5 separate regions of the Homo sapiens genome follow, and regions 2, 3, 4 and 5 are each linked to region 1. Evidence: chromatin contacts called from ENCODE Hi-C or POLR2A ChIA-PET data. All regions are on one chromosome and are shown on one strand. Each heading gives the region's core, a stretch centred on a gene start or an enhancer-like site at or near the end of the contact. The rest is flanking DNA. Distances are from core to core; before and after follow the strand shown.

What was found. Hi-C counts contacts between places; a loop is a spot of excess contacts on that map. ChIA-PET counts read pairs that join two places held with the same protein, here RNA polymerase II (POLR2A). Pooled maps may share reads with other maps.
Region 2: a pooled map shows a loop between it and region 1 (7-fold over the local background). The contact joins the promoter of ZNF546 here to the promoter of RPS19 in region 1. A Hi-C loop is called at or near these places in 1 of 50 pooled maps.
Region 3: a loop to region 1 is called in a pooled map, with 6 times the contacts of the local background. The contact joins the promoter of SERTAD1 here to the promoter of RPS19 in region 1. A Hi-C loop is called at or near these places in 3 of 50 pooled maps. POLR2A ChIA-PET finds 5 or more read pairs at or near these places in 2 of 52 experiments (A549 and naive thymus-derived CD4-positive, alpha-beta T cell).
Region 4: a loop to region 1 is called in a pooled map, with 16 times the contacts of the local background. The contact joins the promoter of SERTAD3 here to the promoter of RPS19 in region 1. A Hi-C loop is called at or near these places in 1 of 37 single-sample maps with no recorded cell type and 9 of 50 pooled maps. POLR2A ChIA-PET finds 5 or more read pairs at or near these places in 1 of 52 experiments (naive thymus-derived CD4-positive, alpha-beta T cell).
Region 5: a map with no recorded cell type shows a loop between it and region 1 (14-fold over the local background). The contact joins the promoter of EGLN2 here to the promoter of RPS19 in region 1. A Hi-C loop is called at or near these places in 1 of 37 single-sample maps with no recorded cell type and 7 of 50 pooled maps.

What each region holds. Positions count from the first base shown.
Region 1 is chr19:41,857,156-41,862,412 of GRCh38, reverse strand. It overlaps RPS19 (ribosomal protein S19), which reads right to left and starts at 2,158. Exons shown (of 6, transcript NM_001022.4): 1 at 2,124-2,158; 2 at 1,568-1,638; 3 at 1,201-1,301. The coding sequence starts at 1,638. RefSeq lists silencers at 1,837-1,956, 2,017-2,146 and an enhancer at 1,700-2,455.
Region 2 is chr19:39,993,053-39,998,309 of GRCh38, reverse strand. ZNF546 (zinc finger protein 546) reads right to left here and starts at 1,250. Exons shown (of 7, transcript NM_178544.5): 1 at 1,153-1,250; 2 at 395-449; 3 at 1-62. RefSeq lists a silencer at 216-315 and enhancers at 1,134-1,428, 1,101-1,600, 1,436-1,615, 1,601-2,102.
Region 3 is chr19:40,422,829-40,428,085 of GRCh38, reverse strand. SERTAD1 (SERTA domain containing 1) reads left to right here and starts at 2,094. Exons shown (of 2, transcript NM_013376.4): 1 at 2,094-2,219; 2 at 4,540-5,257. The coding sequence starts at 4,540. The coding sequence ends at 5,250. RefSeq lists a silencer at 2,637-2,726 and an enhancer at 2,769-3,571.
Region 4 is chr19:40,442,215-40,447,471 of GRCh38, reverse strand. SERTAD3 (SERTA domain containing 3) reads left to right here and starts at 3,137. Exons shown (of 2, transcript NM_203344.3): 1 at 3,137-3,257. It overlaps SERTAD3-AS1 (SERTAD3 antisense RNA 1), which reads right to left and starts at 2,955. Exons shown (of 2, transcript NR_187496.1): 1 at 2,844-2,955; 2 at 2,209-2,582. RefSeq lists silencers at 2,606-2,825, 2,886-3,205, 3,386-3,445, 3,911-4,290.
Region 5 is chr19:40,795,184-40,800,440 of GRCh38, reverse strand. It overlaps EGLN2 (egl-9 family hypoxia inducible factor 2), which reads right to left and starts at 1,250. Exons shown (of 6, transcript NM_080732.4): 1 at 1,179-1,250; 2 at 1-102. RAB4B-EGLN2 (RAB4B-EGLN2 readthrough (NMD candidate)) reads right to left here. Exons shown (of 12, transcript NR_037791.1): 8 at 1-102. It overlaps RAB4B (RAB4B, member RAS oncogene family), which reads right to left. Exons shown (of 8, transcript NM_016154.5): 8 at 3,499-3,871. MIA-RAB4B (MIA-RAB4B readthrough (NMD candidate)) reads right to left here. Exons shown (of 10, transcript NR_037775.1): 10 at 3,497-3,871. RefSeq lists silencers at 913-962, 1,113-1,472.

The DNA.
Region 1 (5,257 bases), core at 909-3,408:
CCATTTTCTGTCTAAAACAAACGGTGGGTAGGTGGTATGCCAGCAACCCGACCCACCTCAGCAAGTTCATCTTTCAGTCCTCAGAGGCCGCGGCTGAGTTATGCTGGTCCTCTGTGCTCACTCCATGGCCTGAAAGAGTGGGCCCCAATAGACATTTGAGGCACAAGTGTACCACAAATCTACAAAATGCTTCATATTCTGAAGGGCCAAGCAACCTGTACCAAGGCCAACTCTTTTCCGGGTCATGGAGGAGTTTTGCCGATTTCCAAACCCTGCTTCCCACCTACTTCTTATCTGGAGACAAGTTGTGGTCAGGATGGAGTCCCCACTTCACAGAGAGAGAAGGTTTAAGATTGGAGAGGCCGAGGCCCCTTAGTGAAGGTCGGTGCTAAGGCTGTCACCTTGACATAACACGGCACTGCCACCGCCCACCCTGTTACATCTTCCTGAAAGTGAAGATTTAGTGAGTACTGAAATATTAAGACACGTGAGAACTAACACTAGTCAGGGACTGTACATAAATTATTATTGGAAGATTGAAAAGAGACGGGGCTGGCACGAGGTTGCAGGGTGTCCATAAGATCAGAAGTCAAGATTTAAAGCAGGGACTGACCTGGCCAGATCTCCAACCATTTAGTTAGAAACAGCCTGTTAGAGATATGGAGAAGGCTAACTTGATGATCTGAGCAATAGTAAAGACAACTGGCTTTTTCCTGAATAACTACTGTGCAACAGACACGTTCTAAACACTCTGCTTTAAATTCATTCAATCCTTGCAATACTCTAGTACTGGTACAATAATTAGTCCCATTTTGGGGATGAGAGAGTGCACAGGCAGGTTAACCAACTTGCCAGAGGACACACAGCCAGATGTAAAAGATGGATCCAAACCCAGGGAGTCTGCCTCCGTGTATATAGAAAGGATTAAACCACCTGTAAGCAAAATATGAACATTCATCTGTCTCTGGTTTCCCCTGAGGCTCAAAGCCACAGGTCCTCCTCTCACAAAGCTCTTAGAATGTCATAAAAACTTGGAGTACCAAGTTATCGAATGTCACATCACACAAAGCAAGTGGTGACACAACCAAGGGTTTCTCTCCCTCTTGGGGCGGGAAAGAGCTCAGAGGAGACAGGGAAGTATGGTTTGTGCCAGGGGTCACCCAGCTCCCCACTCTCCAGCCAAAGACCTAAGTTCCTCACCAGCTCGCGTGTAGAACCAGTTCTCATCGTAGGGAGCAAGCTCTTTGTGCTTGGCCAGCTTGACGGTATCCACCCATTCGGGGACTTTCAGCTTCCCGGACCTAAGACCAAAACAGTGGGAAAAGCACGATTCAGTCATCTCCACAAACTACCCCATATCCCAAATGCCCTCCCCTCAACACAACTATGCTGTGCCCAGAGTACAAAGAGAGGCTGGAACCGGAACACAAGCCAGGCCTCACGCTGAAAGGAGCCACGGAGGCCCCAAACAAGCCTCGCCTGCCAGGGACCGGCAAACACTGGGGCTCAGATGGGCAGGCCAAGGCGACAGCCTCCACCCGTTTTGAACCTCAGTCCCCAAACTCACTTTTTGAGGAAGGCTGCCAGAGCTCTGACGAACTCCTGCTGGTTCACGTCTTTTACAGTAACTCCAGGCATCTGAGGGAGAAAGTCAAGCATGTGAACACAGGCCTGGCAGAGACGACTGCCAAGAGCACGGACCCCACCCCAATCCTTTCGCTCCAGCGCATCCTAAACCGTGGTACCCCCCGTTACTTCCCACGGCCCCTTCAACGCCGGGCTCCGGCTCCTGCGGGTCTGAAGGAGCTCACCGACGCCCACGGCCTCTCTGGATCGCACTAACAGAGCCCGGCCCCTGCGTGTGAGGATCCTGCGCGACCCCACTCCCCAGCCCCGGGACTCCGGACGCCCCACGCACCCCGCCGCTGCCCCCCGGGGCCCACGCTCGGTTCCCGGACGGCGCTGACCGGGCATGTCCGGGCCTGCCGCTCGCACGTGGCCGCGGCTCTAGGGGGCGGGACGGGCCCGCGCCGGGCGCCTCGGGGCCCTCAGGCACGCGCTCTGAGGCTTCGGCGTCCGGCCCTGCCGCCTCGCGCCCGGTCCAGCTCGGAGCCCCCGCTTACCGTGCGGCCTCCGCGCTGCCAGCCAGGGGAAAGGGAACGACGGGGTTTCCCGGGCGCACAAGTCGGGCGTAGGGTCTCGCGAGAGTTCCGAAAGCTCGCGAGAGCGAGGGTAGACGCTGAGGCTCCGCCTCTCTCAGGGCGAAAGTTCGTCCCCGCCTAGAGGGGAGGGTGTCTAGTGAGGGGTGGAGAGGTAAAGGGGAGGGCCAAGGGGTCGCGCGTGGAGGCCTGGGTTTCCTCCCGCGTTTCCTTCTCCCGGAGTGTAATAGAGAGAGGATAGAGAGCTCCTGTTCGGAGCTGGGGGAACTTGGCTTCGTTTGCGTCGTTCGTGGCTGGAAGGAACAGTGGTGGAGAATACTATGATGGCGAAAGTACGGGGCAGGATGGGTGGGCCACAGCTGGCGCCCCACGGCGGAACAACCCCTTTTCCGGGTGGAAGTGGCTGTTCCCTGGCCGGAAGTGGGAGTAGTAAGGGCGGAACTGTGACAGGGAACCTAGGGGAAGGGCGAGGAAGAAATGTGGCTATCATCTTCCGTCCTTCACCGCCAGGAGTCGCGAGAGCGGGAGACGGAAGCCCCACCCTTCTCAGGGCGGAAGTTGCTTCAGCACGGCCGGGGCGAGCGAAAAGGGAATGAGGCGCTGGAGGAGGGGAGAAGATAAGGGCGGGACAAAGCGGCAGAGGCGGGACCTTAGCAGAAGTTAGTTCAGCTCTGCCTTCTAGTGTCGGAGTCTGTTCGCTCAGCCCTTACTTTGCCAATTTAGATTTACCTGCCCCGCTGACCTGTGTAGCTTTAGGCAGTCCATTTGCCTTCTCAGGGCTTGTCTCACCATTAAAAAAAAAAAAAAAAAATGAGATCCCCGTTTGTCCATTTAAAGTGGCTCCTCTGGTTCATGGCGCGTCACATGCTCTAAAAAATATTTTTTGAGTGCCTGCTCTGTGCCAGGCACAGGTAAATATTATTTGGACATTTATCATGTGGCTGTTACTGTAGTGTTACATGCATGATCTCATTTAATCCTTACAAGGCCCAACAACTAAATAACGTGGTCCAATAAAATTATGTTAACTTGTTGCAAAAAGGAAACACTGAAATGTGTGTAGCTATTTTCTTATGTTGGAAAGACTGAGAATTTAAAACATAAGAGCAAATATTAGAATTTTACCCCACACTGATACTGTGGCTGCAAAATGTGTTAATTATTAATAAGCCAAGACTCGTATCTGTTAGAAAAATTAAAACCAACCATGCTTCTAGCATAAGATCATATATTTAAATCAAGGTTTTACATTCATGTAGAATGTTGTTGAAACCTATCTCATACTGTTTCTAAAACTTGAGAAAATATTTTCATTATCTCAATTGTTTTTCCAGAACCAACACATACATATTTCCATATGTATTCAAAGTGGGTAATATATGCATGTCTAACTGGAAATCTCCAGGTACTTGGGTAATTTATATTCACTTTTTATAATTTAAGTAATTATTATTTAATTTTTTTTGAGTTGGAGTCTCGCTTTGTCGCCCAGGCGGGAGTGCAATGATGTGATCTTGGTTCACTGCAACCTCCACCTCCCGGGTTCAAGCGATTCTCCGGCCTCAGGCTCCCAGGTAGCTGGGATTACAGGTGCCTGCCACCACACCTGGCTAATTTTTGTATTTTTATAGAGACGGGTTTTCACCACGTTGGCCAGGCTGGTCTCGAACTCCTGACCTCAGGTGATCCACCTGCGTTGGCCTCCCAAAATGCTGGGATTACAGGTGTGAGCCACCGTGCCTGGCCCCCACTTTTAATAATTTCTAATACCAGTTCTGAATCATTTACACTTAATTCATTTAAGTCATTTCATTGAATTTAATTTTTTTTTTTAAAGCTCTCCAGAGGAACTCTGGAGTGCCTGACCAAAGGAAGAGACAGGGTGAATATAGGATTTTGGGAAGAGTGAAGCTTAGGTAAAATTTATATAAAGCAGAGTTTTGATGGACATAAGGCAAAGCAGGCATGTATTTATGCAACGGAGCTAACATCATGCCTGGGCGAGGAGCAGACCCAGGATTCTGCTTCCTTGGACATTAGAAAGTTTAGATAAATGTACAATGTTGTCTCTAAAAACCGCTTCTCTGAGATCATGACTGCTTCTCTGTGTCAAAGTGACTTAGACTTTCCAGGTAAGAATGAGATGTCCCATTTTCACTATTGTTATGATTTTAAAGATTTTTAAAAATTCTGGCAGTCTGTGATTTTAGAGAACACAGTTTCTCAGCACTGTGTCCCTGGTGTTAATTTTTGTACATGTTAGTTTTTACAGGTTCATAATTGACAACTCTGTGAGGTGGTTATAGACCAGTCAACTGAGCCTTAGAGTCAAGTCATTTGTCCAGGGTCACATAAGGTTAAAGCCTGAGCCCGGATTTGAAGCCACAACTGAAGATACTCAAGCTTTTGCAATAAACTTTTTTTTTTTTTGAGACGGAGTCTCGCTCTGTCGCCCAGGCTGGAGTGCAGTGGTGTGATCTCTGCTCATGCAAGCTCCACCTCCCGGGTTCACACCATTCTCCTACCTCAGCCTGTCGAGTAGCTGGTACTACAGTTTCCCGCCACCACGCCTGGGTAATTTTTTGTATTTTTAGTAGAGACGGGGTTTCATCGTGTTAGCCAGGATGGTCTTGATCTCCTGACCTTGTGATCCACCCGCCTTGGTCTCCCAGAGTGCTGGGATTACAGGCTCATGCCTGTAAATTTAGTGTATAAGTACAGAATTCCCATAGTCCCCATGCTGACACACAGGGATGGCCTCCCTTTCTATCAACATTCCACACCAGAGTGGTACCTTTGCTACAATCAAGGAACACAATATTATCACCCAAAGTCCGCAGTTTACATCAGTGTTCACTCTTGTTGTATGTTCTGCAAGTTTTGGCAAATGTGTAATGACACGTATCCACCATTACAGTTTCATAGAGAATAGCTTCATTGCCCTAAACAACACCCATTTATCCCTCCATCCCTCCAAGCCGACAACCAATTATCATTTTATCATTTTATTGTCATCACAATTTTGCCTTTTTCCAGAATGTCATATAGTTGGAATCATACATTTGGATTGGCTTCTTTCAGTTAGTAAGGCATTTAAG
Region 2 (5,257 bases), core at 1-2,500, 1.9 Mb after region 1:
AAAGGAAGGCCTGGGATAGGTCACTGGACAATTCAGGAAAAGCAAAGCAATGTTTCCATTTCCTAAAAACAAAAACATTTTATGCATTTATTTAAAGATTTACTTAAAGATATAGACCAGAGAGTTGCAATTTATGTGACAAATAATTTAGTCTTTTTAGATTGAATCAAATGAACTTCTTCAAAGGGAAAAATGCAAATGAAAGCTACAGAAAGTACCTGGGGATGTGATTTTTGTGACTGTGAGCAATGAGGTGACAGGCTCTGTGGTAGATTGTGGCTGTGCTTGACATAGCAGTGTGGTACCACGCCGTATGACTGGGTGCAGGCAAGGCTGTGTGAGGATTAGAATGTGTGATTTCCATTTTATGAATAAAAAGGAAATATAAACTTACCTGGACCTGAACTTTTAGACCTGCTACAACAATTGTTCCCTCCTTTTCAGGATCCCTGTTTTGATGAATAGCAGAATGGGGGAAGAAAAATAATCATGAGACAGCAGGCCTTTCTTAAGAGCACAGACCGACCTAGAATATCCCCTCCAGCGCCACATCTGTGCTGACCTCACGCACATAACAGCTGTGTGAGAGTGAGGCTGGGATCTGTCTCTGAACTCACACCAGGTTTCTAGATCAAAGGTATGGGAATGCAGTGGTTCTGAAACATGCAGCTGCCCACACAGCGGCTCCAACTGCGCAGTCTTCCAACCTGTCGTCCCAGGAGTCTGTTTTAGGGACACTTCTAATTCAAAAGTCCAATCGCCAACCCAGGTCTGTACCTTCTTGCTGGGAACCTTCATCCCAGAGCTCGATATTTGACTTCCCTCTTGGGGACACTGCTGTGTGCAAACACCGAGGCCGTGAGGAGGGTAGAGGGTCAGTGACACACACCAGAGAGCCAGGCACCTGTCTCAGCCTCACACCCGCACCCACACCCGCCCAACCCGGTCCTGACAGGCGCCCCGTCGCGCGCACACACACACATACACCGTCTGCCACATTTTGTCACACAATTTCCCTTCTCCGCTCCCCAAGCACGCACAGGCCTGAGGCTCCCTGCGGGCACGACACGCCAGGTCTGGGCCCTGGAGCGCCTCACTTTGGGCGGCAGTTCTATCCCCAGTCCTACTCGTAAGAGTCCCGTTCCGCCTCACCTAGCTCGGACTTCTCGCCCGCAAGTGAATAATAACGGTTAAGGTGACTGAACCGTTAAGAACGCAATGTAAAGGGCCCTTGGGGTCCAGGCAACACTGCCCAAGGGGCTTCTGGGAAATGTAGTCCACAGCCGGAAACTGATCCTTTTGGGCGGAGGCGCAGGCGCGCGCGCATCCGGCGGGTTCGACTCACTTACCAGGAACCCACGCAGGAAGCTGAGGAGGAGAACAGACGCCTCTGGGCCACTGGCCGGGCCACTTGAGCGTGGGACCGCCGAGTGTGACCCTGAGGCCGAGTGCGTGCGGGACTGGGCGATAGCTCCGCCAGGCAGGATTTTGTTTGTTTCACCTCTTGAGGTAGTCCCGGCGTGTAGTACATAATAGGCGCTTAATATGTGTATTGTAAAGAATGAGTGCCTGGCCATTTGTATTTGCCTTGTGAGCGCGTGTGTGTGGCACTGTGAGGGTTGCGGGACCGACGGAACCTCTCTGGCTCTGGCGGGTTGTGTTTCCGCGTGTGTGTAATTTGAGTGTGAGTCAGTGTGTAGTGAGTGAAGGGATCTGACTGGAGAAAACCACAGTAAATACCCGGGGCTGTGATTTTTGTGACTTTGGTCAATGGGACGACAGGCTCTGTGGTAGACTGGCTGTGCTTGACGTAACAATGTGGTACTATGCCGTGTGGTTGCCGGCAAGGCTATGTGAAGATGAGAATGTGTGATTTGGAAAATCTGGATGTGGAACATCACGGGTGCCAGTGGAATTGTGACTCTGTGTGTGTATAAAAGTTTGCAACCATAGGCCTATATGTCTGTGGGATAAAGAGAATATGTTGCGTCTTCTTGGAGTATCAGCTTTATTTAAACATTTGCATCAGAGAGTTGCGATTTATGTGCCAAAGATTTTTGTCTTTTTATATTGAATTAAATGAATTTTTTACAAAGAGAAAAATGAAAATAATAGTAACTTTCAAAAAATATTAAGAATTTCCTTCCACTCTTATATTCTGGCAATGGATCTTTGGCAATGGGTCTTTGGCAGATCAATTTGAAAAGCTTGGACTGAGGAAATTATACTTGGAAAGCACATTAGGCAGTCAGCCCTTGGTTCCTAAATACCATGCTCCACTGAAAGGAGCAAGGCTCCATGGAGAAATGGCAGATTCCAGAGCTGGGGAAGGGAAAGTTCAGAATGAACTTGGAACATCTTGTGCTTGAAAGTAAGGCAGTGCTCAAAGAATGGTGGGGACGTGTTCAAAGGACATGGAAACCAGATTGAAGGGACTTCCACTGACCAAACTTGACATGGTTTGAGCATCAAAATAAATAATGCTAGTTATAGATTAAAACCCATTAAATAACAGAGGGAATCATAATTCCAAACTGATATAAATTAGTACGTGAAAAAAAATTGAAAGTTTGATGAGGGACTGGATGTTTACATTGTTGCAAAGAACCCCTGCCCCCCCCCAAATCCCTTAAAAATGTGTCAATATAAGGCTGGGCACGGTGGCTTATGCCTATAATCCCAGCACTTTGGGAGGCCGAGGTGGGCGGATCGTGAGGTCAGGAGTTTGAGACCAGCCTGACCAACGTGGTGAAACCCTGTCTCTACTAAAAAAATACAAAAATTAGCTGGGTGTGGTGGTGCGTGGTGGGTCCTGTAATCCCAGCCACTCAGGAGGCTGAGGCAGGAGAATTGCTTGAACCCAGGAGGCGAAGGTTGCAGTGAGCCTAGATCGCGCCACTGCACTCCAGCCTGGGTGACAGAGTGAGACTCCATCTTTAAAAAAAAAAAAAAAAAGTGTCCATATGAAAAAATGCTCAACATTACTAATCATCAGAGAAATGCAAATTAAAACCACACTGAGATACCACCTCACAGTGTTAGAATAGCTGTAATCAAAGAGACAAAAGACGACAAGGGTTGGTGAGGGTATGGATATAAGGGAACACTTGTACACTATTTGTGGAAATGTAAATTAGTACAAACATAGAAAATATCCGGAGTTTTCTCAAATTAAAAATATAACCACTATATGACCCAGTCATCCCACTATATATATCTGTATATATCTGTATATATCCGTATCAGTCCATTCTTGCATTGCTATAAAGAAAACCCGAGACTCGGTAACTTATAAGAAAAGATGTTGAATTGGCTCACAGTTCTGCAGGCTGTACGGGAAGCATAGTGGCATCTGCTTTTGAGCAGGCCTCAGGAAGTTTCCAATCATGGTGGAAGGCAAAATGGGAGCAGGCACATCACATGGTGAAAGCAGGAGCAAGAGAGTGAGGAGGGAGATGGTACACACGTTTAAATGTCCAGATCTCATAAGAACTCACTATTATGAGGATGGAAACAAAGGGCTGCTAAGCCATTCATGAGGAATCTGCGCCCATGATCCAATCACCTCCCACCAGTCCCCACTTCTTATATTGGGGATTACATTTCAGTATGAGATTTGGGTTGGGATACACATCTAAACAATGTCATTCTGCCTCTGGCCCCTCTCAAATCTCCTGGCCTTCTCACATTTCAAAATACAATCTTGCCTTCCCAGCAGTCCCCCAGAGTCTTAACTAATTCCAGCATTAACTCAAAAGTCCAAAGTCTGAAGTCTCATCTGAGACAAGGCAAGTTCTTTCCTCCTATGAGCCTGTAAGATCAAAAACAAGTTAGTTACTTCCAAGATAAAATGGGGGTACAAGCATTAGATAGACATTCCTGTTCCAAAAGGGAGAAATTGGCTAAAAGAAAGAGGCTACAGGCCCTATGCAAGATCAGAACCCAGTAGGGCAATCATTACATCTTAAAGCTCCAGAATAATCTTTGATTCCATGTCCCATGTCCAGGGCACACCAATTTAAGAGGTGGGCTTCCAGCCTTGGGTATTTCTTCCCCTGTGGCTTTGCCGGGTTCAGGCTCAGAGGCTGCTCTGATCTACCATTCTGGGATCTGGAAGATGGTGGCCCTCTTCTCATAGCTCCACTAGTCAGTGCCCCAGTGTGTACTCTGTGTGAGGGTTCCAACCCCACATTTCCTTTTTGCACTGCTCTAGTAGAGGTTTTCTGTCAAGGCTTAGCCCCTGCAGCAGGCTTCTGCCTGGACACCTTGGCTTTTCCACATATCCTCTGAAATCTAGATGGAGGCTCCCAAGCCTTATTCACACTCTGTGCACCTGCAGGCTTAAGACCATGTGGAAACCACCAAGACTTATGGCTTGCAACCTTTGGAGCTGCAGTCTGAGCTGTACCTGGGCCCTTTTAAGTCACAGCTGGAGTTGGAGAAGCCAGGATGCAGGGAGACATGTCCTGAGGCTGCACAGGTCAATTCTGGCCCATGAAACCATTCTGTCCTCCTAGGCCTCGGGGCTTGTGATGGGAGGGGCTGCCTCTTAGATCTCTGAAATGCCTTAGAGGCCTGTTTCCCATTTCTTGGCTATCTGCACTTGCCTCATTTTTAGTTAGGCAAATTTCTCTAGCAAATGGTTGCTCAGAAACTTTCTTGAATTCTTCTGAAAATGAACTTTTCTTTTCTACCACATGGCCAGTGCAAAGTTTCCAAACTTTTACACTCTGCTTACCTTTTACATATAAGTTCCAGCTTTAAGTCATTTCTTTGCTCCCACATCTTAGCATAGGTGGTTACAAGCAGCCAGGCCATATCTTGAATGCTTTGTTATTTAGGCATTTCTTCTGCCAGATACCCTAGGTCATCACTCTCAAGTTCAAACTTCCGTAGATCCCTAGGGTGTGGACACAATGCAGCCAAGCTCTTTGCTAAGGCATAGCAAAAGGGACCTTTTCTCCAGTTCCCAATAAGTTCCTAATTTCTATCTGAGACCTTGGCAGCCTGGACTTCATTGTCCGTTATCACTATCAGCATTTTAGTCACAACCATTTAACCAGTCTCTAAGAAGCTCCAAACTTTCCTTCATCTTCCTATCTTCTGAGCACTCAACTCTCTTCCAACCTTTGCCTGTTATCCAATTCCAAAGCTGCTTCCACATTTTCAGGCATCTTTACAGCAATGCCCAACTTCTCGGTACCAATTTTCTGTTAGTCCATTCTCGAATTGCTATAAAGAAATACCTGAGACTAGG
Region 3 (5,257 bases), core at 845-3,344, 1.4 Mb after region 1:
GTAGATAAAGGGAACTTAGCACAATGTTACCAACTACTACTTTTTTCTTTTTTTTTTTTTTTGATACAGGGTCTTGTTCTGTTACTCAGACTAGAGTGCAGCGGCATGAACATGGCTCACTGCAGCCTTGACCTCCTGGGCTCAAGGAATCCTCCCACCTTAGCCCCACAAGCAGCTGGGACCACAAGAACATGCTACCACGCCTGGCTAATCCTTTTTTTTTTTTTTTTTTGAGACAGAGTCTTGCTCTGTTGCCCAGTCTGGAGTGCAGTGGCGCTGTCTTGGATCACTGCAACCTCTGCCTCCTGGGTTCAAGCTATTCTCCTGCCTCAGCCTCCTGAGTAGCTGGGATTACAGGCGCCTGCCACCACACCTGGCTGATTTTTTGTATTTTTAGTAGAGACAGGGTTTTACCATGTTGGCCAGGCTGGTCTCGAACTCCTGACCTCGTGATCTGCCCACCTCGGCCTCCCAAAATGCTGAGATTACAGGCGTGAGCCACCACGCCCGGCCCACGCCTGGCTAATTCTTAAATTTTTTTGTAGTGATGAGATCTCACTGTGTTGCCCAGGCTGGACTCAAGTGAACTCCTGGACTCAAGTGACCCTCCTGCCTTGGCCTCCCAAAGTACTGGATTACAGTTGTTGCCTAGCTAACAACTATCAATTAAATCTAGGTGAGAGAGTATTCAGGCGTGAGCCACTGCATCCGGCCATGGGAGGAGTATTATACCCTGTCTACCTCTAGCCCCATCCTGCATGTCTATCCACCTTGAACTAAGAGCTTGTCTTATTACAACAGCTATTACTACTAACAAAGAAACAACGTTGCTAACCAGGCATGGTGGTGTGCGCCTGTAGTCCCAGCTGCTTGGGGGTCTGAGGCAGGAGGATGGCTTGAACCTGGGAGGCTGCAGTGAGCCGAGATGGCACCCCTGCACTTCAGCCTGGGTGACAGAGCGAGACCCTGTCTCAAAAGCAAAATAAAATAAAATAAAAAGTAAAGAAAAAAATAATAAGCAGCTGGGCGCGGTAGCTCACGCCTGTAATCCCAACACTCAGGGGCCGAGGAGGGCGGATCACCTGAGGTGAGGAGTTTGAGACCTGCCTGGCTAACATGGTGAAACCCCATCTCTACTAAAAATACAAAAATTAACCGGGCGTGGTGGCGCACGCCTGTAGTCCCAGCTACTCGGGAGGCTGAGGCAGGATAATTGCTTGAACCTGGGAGGCGGAGGTTACAGTGAACCGAGATCGTGCCCCTGCACTCCAGCCTGGGCGACGGAGTGAGAATCTGTCTCAAATAAATAAATAAATAAATAAATAAAATGAAAAAAAAAAAAAAAACACAAAACATGTTGCACCCCACTCTGAAGATTTTTCATGAATTAATTTAATCCTTAAAAACAATCCTGTAAACTAGGCGCTATTTTCTCTCATTTTAAAGGAGAAACAGACCAGAAGGGATTAAAACACTTGCCGCAGGTCACACAGCTGCTTAGGGAATGGAGCCCGGGATGTGATTCCGTTGGTATCGCACTCCCACCTCACTCCCGCCTTTAACCACAATTAAGTCCAACTGTCCAGCATTGCTTGAGTGTGGTATTGTGTTCTTATAGATACGATCCTACTTAAAGTATCCTGTCAAGAGGTAGGCAAGACGATCCCCATTTAACTTTGTGTAGCTTGAAGAGGTTGATCATTTTTCCAAGGTCACGCATCCAGTGAGTGGGGAATCCGGAGTCGGAATTTGAACCCGGGCATTATCTGTAGTGTAGACCCCTGTCGGGGCTGGATGTGTAAGAAGCTTAATTGCCGGGTTTGGCAGGTGCATGGGTAGTTGTGAGGGGCTCGTATTTTGAGAGGCAAAAGCCCCCACTCGCCACCGTTCCCCGGAGTAAAAAGCCACCTCTTTCCACCCCTCACTCGCGCAGCTGCCCGGGCATGCGCCCTGAAGCCCCTCCTTCAGAATCCGCCCCCTACAAGCTCCGCCCATCACCATGCAGGGCCAATCCCTGGGGCGGAGGGCGGGGCAGCCACGAGAGTGGGCGGTCGCTAAGGGTAGTTAGGAGTCTGGAGTCGTGAGCCGGAGTCAGAACTGCGTCTCGCGACCCAGGCGCGGGTTTCCGGAGGACAGCCAACAAGCGATGCTGCCGCCGCCGTTTCCTGATTGGTTGTGGGTGGCTACCTCTTCGTTCTGATTGGCCGCTAGTGAGCAAGGTATGTAAATGAAGGGGCCTGGGAACAGAAGGGCTACCAGCGGCCGGGTCCTTCACAGAGTTCGATCCCTGGGTCCGACAGGTGCCCGCCGGGGCTGCCCGGGATCGAGACGCACGGACCTCTACGTGCTGTCTGCCCCGGCCGGGCCGGGTGAATCACGCCGCAGTCCGAGAAGGGGGCGGAGGCGCCGGCTTCTTGGCTCCGGCTGCGTGACTCACCCGCCCCCGCCGCCGCCGCTTCGGGAGGAGCCGCCTCCACTGCCGGAAGCGAGCGGAGGCCGGGCGCAGAGAACAGCCCGCCAGGGGTCCCGGCTCGCACGGCGCCGGGAGGCCGGCAGGAATCACAGCCGGGAATCGGGGCAGTAGAAGGGGTCCTGGGGTCAGAGGGGCCAGAATCCCCGGGGGAAAGCCGGCCTGGGCACCGCTAGGGGGCGCCGGGACCCGGGGGCGGAGTCGGGGGTGGGGGCGGAATTCCTGCGGTTCCGGACTCCCCGGACTGCGGGGAAGGGGACGAAGACCCTGTTTTGAGTAGTGTGGTGGGCCATTCTTAAAATCTTGCTAGGCAGGGTTCCGAAACTGGACTCTACAGTCTTCCTGGCCCAAAAAAGTAGGTAGCGCCAGGAGTCCAAAACTCCAGCCCTACCCCCGCCACTCCAAGAACAGTGGACCCTCAAACTTATCTCAGTGACTGAACCCGGTGCCGATCACGATTTCCCGACAAGCCCTGTCTATTCTGCCTCCCAAATAAGTCCTGACTCGACCGACTTCCTTCCATGCCACTACCAGCTCCTACTCCAGGCCATCACCATCGTCCGTCCCAAACGAGTACAGCCTACCAGTGGGTCTCAGATCCCCCCTCTTTTTGCCCCCCACAGTCTTCCTCGAAGCAGCCATGGGGGGGATCTTCCGGAAACCTAATCAGCTCACAGCACCATTCCCTCCCTGCTCAAATTCCTTTAATGACTGCCCACCACACTCAGGATAAAATCCAAACTCCCTACTTCTGCATATGTGGCTTTCTGTGACCTGGCTTGTGCCCGTTCCCCTAGCTGCTCCCCAATCTGGTCTCCTACCATGTCACTCTCTGTGTGCCACCCATGCTGGTCTCTTTCCAGTTCAAGCCCATCCAGCCTCTGGGCTTTTCTCTGCCTTTTTTTGTTGTTCCCTCCTCCCGGAATGCTTTTCCCAGGGTCTCCCATGGCTGACTTCTCTGGCCTGAGGGCTCCATTCAAATGTCACCTCCTTACAGGAGCCTTCTCTGATGATCTAAAAGGTCTCTAGGAACTTTTAGTGTCTTCCTGTAATTCTCTGTACATTTCCTGTGTTTCCTTATTTATTTACTGTTTGAAACATAGTCATAGTAGACAATAAATATTAAACTACGTGAAACTAGTTTAGTATTTATAATATTATAACTTATTTAGATATAATTATGTTATTATAATAAAATATGTGAAACAGCTGCTTTTGTAGGGGAAAAAGTTGAATATTGGCCATTCCACATGGTTCACTGAAGAAATAATAATGTTATCATTAAGTGTACTTATTGGCAGGGTGAGGCAGCTCACACTTGTAATCTCAGTACTTTGGGAGGCTGAGGAAGGAGGATGGCTTGAGGCAAGGAGTTTGAGACCACCCTGGGCAACATAGTGAGACCATGTCTCTACAAAAAAATAAAAGGGAAAAAAAAAAGTACTTATTGACTGAGGGGGGAGGATCGCTTCAGGCCAGGAGTTTGAGACCAGCCTGGGCAATATAGTGAGACCCCATCTTTATTTTTTCAGATAAAAAAGTCTATAAATATACTTAAATATAAAATTTAAAATTTAAGAAGTCTATAGGCCAGGCGCGGTGGCTCACGCATGTAATCCCAGCACTTTGTGAGGCAGAGGTGGGCGGATCACTTGAGGTCCAGGAGGTCGAGACCAGCCTGGCCAACATGGTGAAACCATGCTTCTTCTAAAAATATAAAAATTAGCCGGGTGTGGTGGCATGTGCCTGTAATCCTAGCTTTTGGGGAGGCTGAGGCACGAGAATCATTTGAACCTGTGAGGCAGAGGTTGCAATGAGCTGAGATCACGGCATTACACTCCAGCCTGGGCAACAGAGCGAGACTCCATCTCAAAAAAAATCTATAAATATACATATACAGTTAAATAAAAATTGTCTATATCTTTAAAGTTCCCTAAGAAAAGCTAGGCACAGAGAGGTTAAGTGACTTCCCCAAGATCCTACCTGCAGCAACTGTCAGATCCAGGCTTTGAACTTAACATTTGTTTTCTATAACTGACTATAACTCCATAACTCCCTGCCCTCTGCAGATGCTGAGCAAGGGTCTGAAGCGGAAACGGGAGGAGGAGGAGGAGAAGGAACCTCTGGCAGTCGACTCCTGGTGGCTAGATCCTGGCCACACAGCGGTGGCACAGGCACCCCCGGCCGTGGCCTCTAGCTCCCTCTTTGACCTCTCAGTGCTCAAGCTCCACCACAGCCTGCAGCAGAGTGAGCCGGACCTGCGGCACCTGGTGCTGGTCGTGAACACTCTGCGGCGCATCCAGGCGTCCATGGCACCCGCGGCTGCCCTGCCACCTGTGCCTAGCCCACCTGCAGCCCCCAGTGTGGCTGACAACTTACTGGCAAGCTCGGACGCTGCCCTTTCAGCCTCCATGGCCAGCCTCCTGGAGGACCTCAGCCACATTGAGGGCCTGAGTCAGGCTCCCCAACCCTTGGCAGACGAGGGGCCACCAGGCCGTAGCATCGGGGGAGCAGCGCCCAGCCTGGGTGCCTTGGACCTGCTGGGCCCAGCCACTGGCTGTCTACTGGACGATGGGCTTGAGGGCCTGTTTGAGGATATTGACACCTCTATGTATGACAATGAACTTTGGGCACCAGCCTCTGAGGGCCTCAAACCAGGCCCTGAGGATGGGCCGGGCAAGGAGGAAGCTCCGGAGCTGGACGAGGCCGAATTGGACTACCTCATGGATGTGCTGGTGGGCACACAGGCACTGGAGCGACCGCCGGGGCCAGGGCGCTGAGCCCTCG
Region 4 (5,257 bases), core at 1,888-4,387, 1.4 Mb after region 1:
CGTGTTAGCCAGGATGGTCTTGATCTCCTGACCTCATGATCCGCCTGCCTCGCCTCCCAAAGTGCTGGGATTACAGGCGTGAGCCACTGCGCCCCGCCCAGTAACAGTTTATTGAGTCTGGCCAGGCATGGTGGCTCATGCTTGGAATCCCAGCACATTGGGAGGCCGAGGCGGGTAGATCACTTGAGGTCAGGAGTTCAAGACCAGCCTGGCGAACATGGTGAAACCCTGTCTCTACTAAAAATACAAAAATTACCCAGGCGTGGTGATGCACACTTGTAATCCCAGCTACTTAGGAGGCTGAGGCAGGAGAATCGCTTGAACCTGGGAGGTGGAGGTTGCAGTGATCCGAGATTGTGCCACTGCACTCCAGCCTGGGTGACAGAGCGAGACTCCATCTCAATAATAATAATAATAATAACTTAGCTGGGCATGGTGGTGTGCACCTATAGTCCCAGATACTCAGGAAGCTGAGGTGGGAGGATGGCTTGAAGCCAGGAGTCCAGGTTGGGCAACATAGTGAGACCCCATCTCTACAAAATAATTTTTAAAAACTTAGCTGGGCATGGTGGTGTGTACCTGTAGTCCCAGATACTCAGGAGGCTGAGGCGGGAGAATGGCTTGAGGCCAGGAGGTCAAGGCCTGGCCACTGCACTCCAGCCTGTAGGACAGATCCAGACCCTGTCTCTGAAAATAAAAAAAAGTTTGTGCTTTATTTTGAGGATTTATGCAAGGAGTGGAGCACCAGAGAAGTAAGGCAGGGGGGACAGTTGGGTGTTTTATGAAGCTTCCTTTGGCTACTCTGTGAAGGTGGAAAGGAAGGGTCCAGGAATGGAGGCTGATAGCCCAGAGGGAGTTGGAGGAGGAACTGTAAGGAGGGGAGGAGAGAGTGGGTGTGAGGAATGCCTGGGAGCCTGCGTGGACAGTTGGTGAGGGGTGGAGGGGAGGCATCAGAAAGAAGCATACGGCTGTAACCCGGGGACAGAGTTACACTAGTGCTTCAGGAGGGAGGCTGAGGCTGCAGTGAGCCAAGGTGCGCCACTGCACTCCAGCATCCACGACGGAGTGGGACCCCGTCTCAAAAACAAAAACCCAAATGCAGTAGGGCTTTCCTGAGTTGTGGACCCTATAGGAGGCGCAGGTTTTGGAGGAGGAAGGGGAAGAATTGCTCCTTCCTAATTATGTCCTTTTTTGGAACCTACTGTCCCTTTCTTTTTTTCCCAGGGACACCTTCCCTAGGCCTGGGTGAGCTAAGACACTTCTCTCTCCCTACCTCCAACCCACACCACCCACCTACCTATTCCCCTCCCATTTATCCTGCAAACATCAGGATGACTTGGTTGACAAACTCCAACCGGCAAGAACTGGTCTGAGGAGGCTTAAACCTCCCTTCCCAGAGGTGGCCTGGAGAAAACTGCCTCCTCCCCTTAGGGAAACTCGTTGTAGGGGCGGAGCATTACGGGTGTGGGCTTTCAGGACACTAGCAGTGTCTTCTTTCTGCCTTATTTTTCTGTCACATTCCTGAGCATTTAGCAAACTTTCACTGGGACCTGCTACGTGTCCAGCCCTGTGCTAGGTGATCCTGCAGACCAAGAGGTGGTTGACAGAGATATCCTTGGTACCTGCCCTCGGCGGGGCGTTCCTCAGTCCATATAGTAACTGACAGTCCAGGACTGGGATGGCGGCACAGGAGGCCATGGAATCCTAGAATGGATCCTAACCCAACCTGGACTGCCAGGGAGGGCTTCGGAGAGGAGGAAACCTTTGAAATGTGTTCTGAGAAGCAGCCTGGGAATTGAGGGTATATTTTGAGGATGAGGAAACAAGTTTAAATATCCAGAGGCGAGAAGATTGCTTGAGGCCAGGAGTTCAAAACCAACCTGGGCAACACAAGAAAACCCCCCTCCCCCCTCCCCCATCTCTCTGTCACCCAGGCTGGAGTGCAGTGGCACGATCTCGCCTTCACTGCAACCTCAACCTCCCAGGTTCAAGCGATTCTCCTGCCTCAGCCTCCCAAGTGGCTGAGATTACAAGCGTGCGCCACCACGCCCAGCTAATTTTTGTATTTTTAGTAGAGACGGGGTTTCACCATTGTTGGCCAGGCTGGTCTCAAACTCCTGACCTCAAGTGATCTGCCCGCCTCCGCCTCCCAAAGTGCTGGGATTACAGGCGTGCGCCACTGCGCCCGGCAAAAAATAATATTAATAATAAAGATCCAGAGGCCTTTTATTGTCATGTTTGCGAACTTATTATGTACCTGGCATTGTTGTAGACACTGGGGTAAAGCAGGGAAGAAAACAAACAGAGAAAATCCTTTCGTTTTCCTGATGGGGTGAATGGGAGCTTGAAGCCATTTTAGAAAAACTGGAAGTGACTCAATGGGGCAGGATCGGAGAGAACCAGGAGAACGCATCAAGCAAGGTCGTGAGGGGCTTTGTGGCAAAAGGAAGGAGTTTGAAGTTTGTATTCGGGGTGGGTAGGAAGCCATGAACAGTAGCAGAGGAGTCATCTTGATGGAGCGGGGAAGGAAAGAGGGTGTCAGAAGACCCAGGTGGGACCACCAGAGGACGTGCTGAGAAAACCTGAGGATTAAGAAGGGGCCGCGCGGTAACGTATAGGGGGCGGGAGGGGCAGCAAGGGGGCGAGGCTACGATCGCCTAGGCAACGCGGGCCGCGCCACTCTATTGGCTGGTCTTCCGCTACGTCATCCCCCGCGCCCCAGCGTCCTCCCTCGGAACCCCGGGGGCGCGGCCTCCTCCGGTTGCTCGGCCCCGCCCGCCTGCACAGCGACTTGGGGAGGGGCATGCCAGCCCCTCTGGCTCCACGGTGGAGTCCAGGCCTACCATAAAGGAACCGCAGGGAGCAATGGTGACGATCTTGGAGCGAGGACTGTAGCTGAGTGGAAGGAAGCGGTTCTGTTGGACCGGCCGCCCTCCACCCCGGAGTCGCTGCCCCGCCCCCTGCCAGTTGCACTTCTTTAAATGGCCCGGGGCGCTAGGGAGGGGTGGGCGGATCCGGCGTCTCGGGGCACGGGCGGATGGCTCCGCCCAGCCAATCGACGCCCCGCGGCGGGCGGGACTCCAGCCAATCGCGGCTCGCGGCTCGGCTCCGGGGCGGGGCTGGTGGGCCAGAGGCCAGACGGAGAGGCCCCGCCGAGGTGAGCGAGGCTCCAACCGGTCACTGGTGGGTCCTGGCACTGGCGGGTCGCAACGCTGTGGGCGTTCCAGGAGGTGGTCGTGGCGAACCTGGCAGCTGCGGTGAGGAGTGGTCGCCTGGCTTGGGAATTTACCTTAGGCTGGGGGAGAGAGAAGCGCGCCCCGGGGACTTGCGGAGGCGGGGTCTGGGTGGGACCGGGGGAGGGGGCCTCAGATTCAGGGTGATGATAGGGAGGGTCTGGGGACCTGAGACTGAGTTCAAGACCCAGGAGGGGAGGCGAGGTTGTTGGGGCAGTATTTTCAAGTGGAGGGAGTTTGAAGCTGGGACGTTGGGCTTTTGGAGAAGCGAGAGAACAGAGGGGAGGAACTTTTGAGACAGGGAACCTGGAGATTCGATTCCACTTGGGTCTTCCGGACGGGTTGAATTCGGGGCTTTATCGTGTTCTGGAAAAGGTGTGAGAGGTACGGAGCTGAGATTCTGAGTATTTGGAGAAGCGAGAGAACTAGGGTCAAGGATTCTTGGGACTCCAAGACGCACTGGCGGGGGAAGGAGGTTGCCGGGAAGAGTTCAATGTTCGGGTCTTGGAGCCGGACAGCGAGTTTGGAGGTGAAGTCCAGGGGCGTTTGAAAGTCAGGAGACTAGGAGAAGTGGGAGGAAGTATCAGAATTAGGATACGTAGTCTCCCGAACTAGATCGGAGCATTGTCGTCTTTGAGCGATGTGTTCGGATCTGGGTCTCTGGATCCAAGGGCAGTTTGGAAGGAGAATCGCGGACTTTCAAGGAACAGAGGGACCGGGAGAAAGCAAATTTAGAGCCGGAGTCTGGGGTGGGGGAGGGGTGTTCCGGGCCTGGAGCTCAGACTCGCGGCCCCGGAGGCAATGGAGGGCGGGGCTCGGCAGGCGCCGGCAGCTGGACGTCCAGGTTCCCTTCCCCCACCCGCCTGTGCCCCTGTGCGCATGCCCTGAGGGAGAGCGGGGTGAGGGGGGTGGCTCGTCCCCTGGACGGGCGGAGCCCTCTGGGGATTGTAGTGCGTGCTCGACGTCAATTCGTGTACCTGGCGGCTGTTGGCCCCCGTTTCCCAGAAGCCCCTGGGCCAAATTGGGGCGTTCCTGGATGCTCTGTAAGGACCCATGGGGGGGCGGGGCCTTACAGTGTCGCGGTCTGATTGAGTGGGACCTCCGAGGGGGCGGGGCTTGGTCTGAGCTGAGTTCTAGCAAGTTTTCCTATGGGGCGCGCTTTGGGGGAATCTGAAAGCGTGGGCAGAGGGAATGAGACAGGCCCCTTTCCTACTCTTGGGAGCGCTCCCAGTCGGTTAAGGAAGAGGACATAGAAATATCCCGACTGTTGAAGAAGAATCTCAACATAGGTTCCCCAACAGGGCTCCAGGAGATTTCGAATATAGTAGGCACTCAGTAAATCTGTTGAGCGAATAACTGGCAATTAACTCTTGATCGAGGCCGGGTGTGGTGGTAATCCCAGCTACTCAGGAAGCTGAGGCGGGAGGATCGCTTGAGCCCAGGACTTCGAGACTGCAGTGAGCTGTGATAGCGCTGCTGCACTCAGCCCTGGGCGACAGAGCGAGACCCTGTCTCTAACAAAAAACAAACACAACTCTTGTTCATTAAGCACTTCCGGTGTGGTGGGCCCTATAGATACGTGGCATCTCCTTGACAGAGGTGGTGAGAAGTATTTTTTTACAGTCCCTATTTTACAGATGAGGAAACTGAGGCCCTGAGAATTGACTCATTCAGATCACTTCCCATGATCACGCAGCTGAGCAGTTTCCAATACAGAATTCAGATTTGGGGTTCCCTACTTCCAATCCAGGTCTCTGTGCTCCACACTTGTCTTTCGTGCTCCATGTTTGAAGAAATTAATATTGTGGAAGAACAGTTTTAAGGCTTAGAGGAACTTGAGTTAGGATCCGTACTTGGCAGATGAGGAAATTGATTCTCATGGATGTAAATTCACTGTTTGAGGCCACAACAGGCAAGTAAGTGAGATTTAAATCTAGCTGTACGTAACGCCAGATCTTATTTTCTTAATCGTATATGTACTCACCTTCTTAAACTTGTAGGATTCAGACAGCCTTCATTTTATA
Region 5 (5,257 bases), core at 1-2,500, 1.1 Mb after region 1:
CAGGGCAGACAGCAAGAGCTCTTCTCGTGCCCTGGGGGTTGCTTGCTGGTCCCCAAGTCCTCTGCGGTCCCTAAGGGCTTGGGAAGGGACCCTTCAGGGTGGCTAGAGAAAGGAAAAAAAAAAAGGGATGTGAGAGAAACTAGAGACAGGCAGGCAGGGGAAAGCCGGGATGGTATGGGCAGGAGTGGGGAAGACGACCAGGACAGACTTGACTATAGAGGCCCCCCAAAACCTGAGGCCAAGTCGGGGAGAGGACCCTGAGAATCTGGAGGTGCGGGAGTCCGCTGACAGATAAGAGGCAGTGATAGGGAGAGGCTGGAGGCCAGGGGCTGGGTAGATGACCCTAAGACAGAGGACTGTGGTGCAGGTTGTGGGACGCGGTAACCAAAGACAGAAGAAGGAGGGCTGGAGTAGAAAAGGGTGGTGTGGAGGAGTGGGAAAGGAGGGGGTTTGGAAAATAGGAGGGACCTGCCTCGGCGTTCCAGAAAGACAACGAGAAACGTGGGGGTTCCAGGGAGAGTCAGGGTGGGGGCGGGGGGGTCAAAAGACAGAGGAAACTGGGGAGTCCAAAAACAAAGAGAACGAGGGGCCCAGAGACAGAAAAATAGACCGGAGGGAAGCTGGGAGGGAGGACCCGGGGCGGAGCGGGACGGTGGGGTCGACCCGAGCCCGACGGGAGGAAGCCGGCCGGGGGCGGACACACGCCCAGACGGAAGGGAGGTCCCGAGACTGACCGACGGGAGGGGCCCTCGGGGAGAGGGTCCGCGGCGACAGAGGAAAGGACGGAGGAGGGTGCACGCACCCGGAGACAGGACGAGAGATAAAGGTGCCCCCATCCAGGGCACCCCAACGCCCCCAACCCGGGGCAGGCCCTGAGGCCCCTTCTGAGCGCAGTAGGCGACAGGGGCAGGGCCTAAGGGCCGCTCGGACCCCCTCCCCTCCCCCTCCACTCGGCCTCCGCCCGGCGCGCGCTCCCCGCCCCCACCCCAACCCCCACAACGGCCGGCACCCAACGTAACCGGCGCGCGTCCCCTCCCCCGCGCCGCACCCACATCCCCCTTCCCGGGGTCGCCCCGGCAGGCCCCGGCGCGCGCCCCCACACCCCGCCCGGTTCGCGCCGGCGCCCCGGCTCCGGCTTAGTCTCCTCCCGCTCCCTTCTCGCCCCGCGACCTCCTCACCGAGCTTTTTCCTCCGGCCCCGGCGCCGCCGTTTGTGCCAGCCGCCCTGCGCCGCACAGCGCGCCATACCCCGCCCCCACCGCGCGCGACGCCCCGCCCCGCCTCGCCCGGTGGGCACGTGACCGCGCCCCGCGGAGGGGACGGCGCCTGCGCAGGCCCGAGCCGCGCGGGGCGGGGCGGAGCGGGGCGAGGAAGTTCGGGACAACCCCCCTACCAAGGAGAAAGGAAACAGCGGTCCGTGGCCTACACGAGGTTCATTTGCATCCTCCGCCCCGCCCCCTTTGCGCGGGAGGGGGAACGCAGTGTGAGGGGCCGGGTCTGGGAGGGGGCGTTTCTTGCATGTTGGAATCAAGTGGCGTCGGCGGGGCGGGGCACGCAAATGATGTGATTTACATGGACAGGCCTACCCGCCCCCCGCCCAGCGCGGGGCACCGAGTTCGGCAGCGCGGTGCGCGTGACTTCATTTACATGGTCAGCTCCTCCTCCTTCTCGCCGTCCAGGAACGGAGGTGAGAGACGGAGAAATGGCTACGCAGTTAGTTGAGAAATGTATGTAAATTCGCACGTCAGTAATTTACATAAGTATCTTTTATAACGGAGGCAAAAAAGTGCGGGTTGCCCTTGAGAAAAGGGAACGCGGACTAGAAGGGATGTGCAAATGTGTATTTTCAAGACCCGCTCCGGCCTGCCCCCTCGGGACGATTGTGGGAATCAGAATAAAGAACCAGGGAAAGTCTGGGCAACGGAGTGAGACCTTATCTTTACACAAAATTAAAAAATGAAACAAAAAAAAATCCACGGAACGCTACACAGAGAAGACATTTGCATGGCCAGCTGGGAACACTTTAGGAGACTAAGGAGATAAGGTCATTTTGAATGCCCTGCCCGCTCCACCATTGCTCTGGAGAGCTGGGACTCAAGGCTCCCGCCGGGTCGGTGAAGGCCGACGTGGAGATGGGAGGGCGACGAGCAACTGGGAGTGTCCTCGGGGCTGCACCAGTCCCCTGCAGGCCACCTGAGGGCGTAGGGCGGTTCGCGTGAGCACAAGGGCATGCATACTGGTATCCACACATGCGTGAGGATTGCACAAAAGCCCGCAGTCCTCAGGGCACACACAGGGTTCATGGCCACACAAGGGTGTTTCTAGTTTAGTTTTGTTTTTGAGATGGGGTCTTACCCTTTTGCCCAGGCTGAAGTGCTGTGGCATGATCATAGTTCACTGCAGGCCCAACCTCCCAACTAAAGTGATCCTCACACCTCAGCCTCCGGAATAGCTGGGACTTCAGGTGTGTACCACGACACCTGGCTAACTTTTTCTGTTTTTTATTTTTGTAGATAGGGTCTCTCTGTGTTGCCCAGGCTATAGTCTCCAACTCCTGGGCTCAAGTGATCCATCTGCCTTGGCCTCCCGAAGTGCTGGGATTACAGGCATGAGCCACCACGCCTGGCCACACATGGGTGTTTAAAAGGAGCCAAATTCACACCAAAACACACACAGACCTCGGGGTACACATGCACAGGCACACACGCAGTAGTGAGTCACTGCCTCTGACTCTCAGGCATCAGACATGCACACACCGGAGGCCCACCTATAGGTCCAAATTCCCATCCCCTGGCCTTGATGTCCCAAACAATACCAGCCTCACCAATACAATGACCAAGGCCACAGAGCAGTTACGGCTGTCAGCATCACACACAACCAGCACACATTATATCCTATAGACATCATCCCATATGCAGGTACTGGAAACATGTACACATGTCACAAACACAGGGACATCAGCGTGTTTACACACGTGAGCTTAGAACACAGATTGTCACAAACTGTCCACACAGTAACAAATTCCCTCCCTCCGCAACAGGCACCTGAGTCATCATGCTTGGTATACCCCACACCACGTCCAATCAGGAAACAAGGCCCCCAAGGCCAGGCCCAGTGGCTCACACCTGTAATTCCAGCACTTTGGGAGGCCAGCGCGGGCGAATCACCTGAGGTTGGGAGTTCGAGACCAACCTTGACCAACATGGAGAAACTCCATCTCTACTAAAAATACAAAATTAGCCAAGTGTGGTGGCACATGCCTGTAATCCCAGCTACTCGGGAGGCTGAGGCAGGAGAATAGCTTGAACCCGGGAGGTGGAGGTTGTGGTGAGCCAAGATCACGCCACTGCACTCCAGCCTGGGCAACAAGAAGGAAACTCCATCTCAACAACAACAACAAAAAAACAGAAACAAGGCCCCCAAACACCATGACACATGATTCTTCCATCAGGGACCTCTTCCATCTCCCTGCCATCTCACAATAATGGAGGCCAAGACACAGGTGTAAACAATGCTTTATGGGGGTAGGGTGGGTGCTGGACAGGCCTCCAGGTAATAAATAACAGGTACTAGCAACAGCAGGGCCAGATGGGGAGTTGGGGACAAATGACCCTGGTCTCAGGCTTTGGGAGCTCTTGGGGTATGGTTAGGGGTTCAGGGGGACAGACGTTAGCCAAGACAGAGGAAGCAGCAGCAGGTACGGGATTCCCCCTTCCCCCGTGGCTCAGTCTTGCCCCAAAGCCAGGCCCCACCAGGCCAGGGAAGGGGGACAGGTGGCAACGTAGCTTCTCCGGGGCCAGGGCAGGTTAGGACACGGCCTCTCAGAGCCTGGGCCTGGGCCCCAGCAGGGCTGGTCCTGGAGAACAGGTGAGCTGAAAGAGAAGGGTGTGGTGACCTGCAGGGTCCCCGGGGTCTGTCCAGCCGGTCTCTATCTCATTTCCAGGTATTTCCTTCCCCTCCTATCTGCATCGGTCTGTCCATACCTTTCTTCTCCCGGTTTCTACATTGTCTGATTTTCCGCCTCTCCCCTGCAGGTAATTTGGGGCTTGTGCTGAGGGTACCTGCATCTCCCTCTTTGTTTGCCTCAGAGAGCTGTCTGAGTCTGTAAAGCCACATTTCAACATCTAAATATCATGAATCTGGATGGACGCAGTGGCTCACGCCTGTAATCCCAGCACTGTGGGAAGCCAAGGCAGGAGGAATGCTTGAGCCCAGGAGTTTGAGACCAGCTTAGGCAACACCACGAAACCCCGTCTCTACAAAAACATACAAACATTAGCCAGGTGTAGTGGCATGCACCAGTAGTCCCAGCTACCTGGGGGGCTGAGGTGGGAACATCGCTTGAGCCTGAGAGGTGGAGATTGCAGTGAGCCAAGATTGTGCCACTGCACTCCAGCCTAGGCAACAGAGTGAGACTGTCTCAAAAAAATAAATAGGCCGGGCGCGGTGGCTCATGCCTGTAATCCCAGCACTTTGGGAGGCCGAGGCGGGCAGATCACCTGAAGTCGGGAGTTCCAGACCAGCCTGACCAACATGGAGAAACCTCATCTCCACTAAAAATACAAAATTAGCCAGGTGTGGTGGCACATGCCTGTAATCCCAGCTACTCAGTAGGCTGAGGCAGGAGAATCTTGTAAACCCAGGAGGCAGAAGTTACGGTGAGCTGACATTGCACTATTGCACTCCAACCTGGGCAACAAGAGCGAAACTCCATCTCAAAATAAATAAATAAATAAATAAATAAATCGGCCAGGCACGGTGGCTCACGCCTGTAATCCCAGCACTTTGGGAGGCCGAGACAGGCAGATCACAAGGTCAGGAGTTCAGACCGCCCTGGCCAATGGTGAAACCCCGTCTCTACTAAAAATACAAAAATTAGCCAGGCGTGGTGGTAGGTGCCTGTAGTCCCAGCTACTTGGGAGGCTGAGGCAGGAGAATCACTTGAACCCAGGAGGCGGAGGTTGCAGTGAGCCAAGATCACACCACTGCACTCCAGCCCGGGCAACAGAGGGACACTCCATCTCAAAAAATTTAAATAAATAAATAAATAAATAAATAAATAAATAAATAAAATGAACCTGCCTTTGTATCTTTCTGTGTCCCTCTATGTTCCTGGATCACCCTGGCTCTAAGTCTCATTTCACTGTTCCCCAAGCTGGGGAGACAACGTTAGGTTAGTGGTTCTCACTTTGGTTGTATATAGCATTACCTGGGAGCTTCCAGAAATCCTGCAACTGGCTGGCTCACATCTTTTTTTT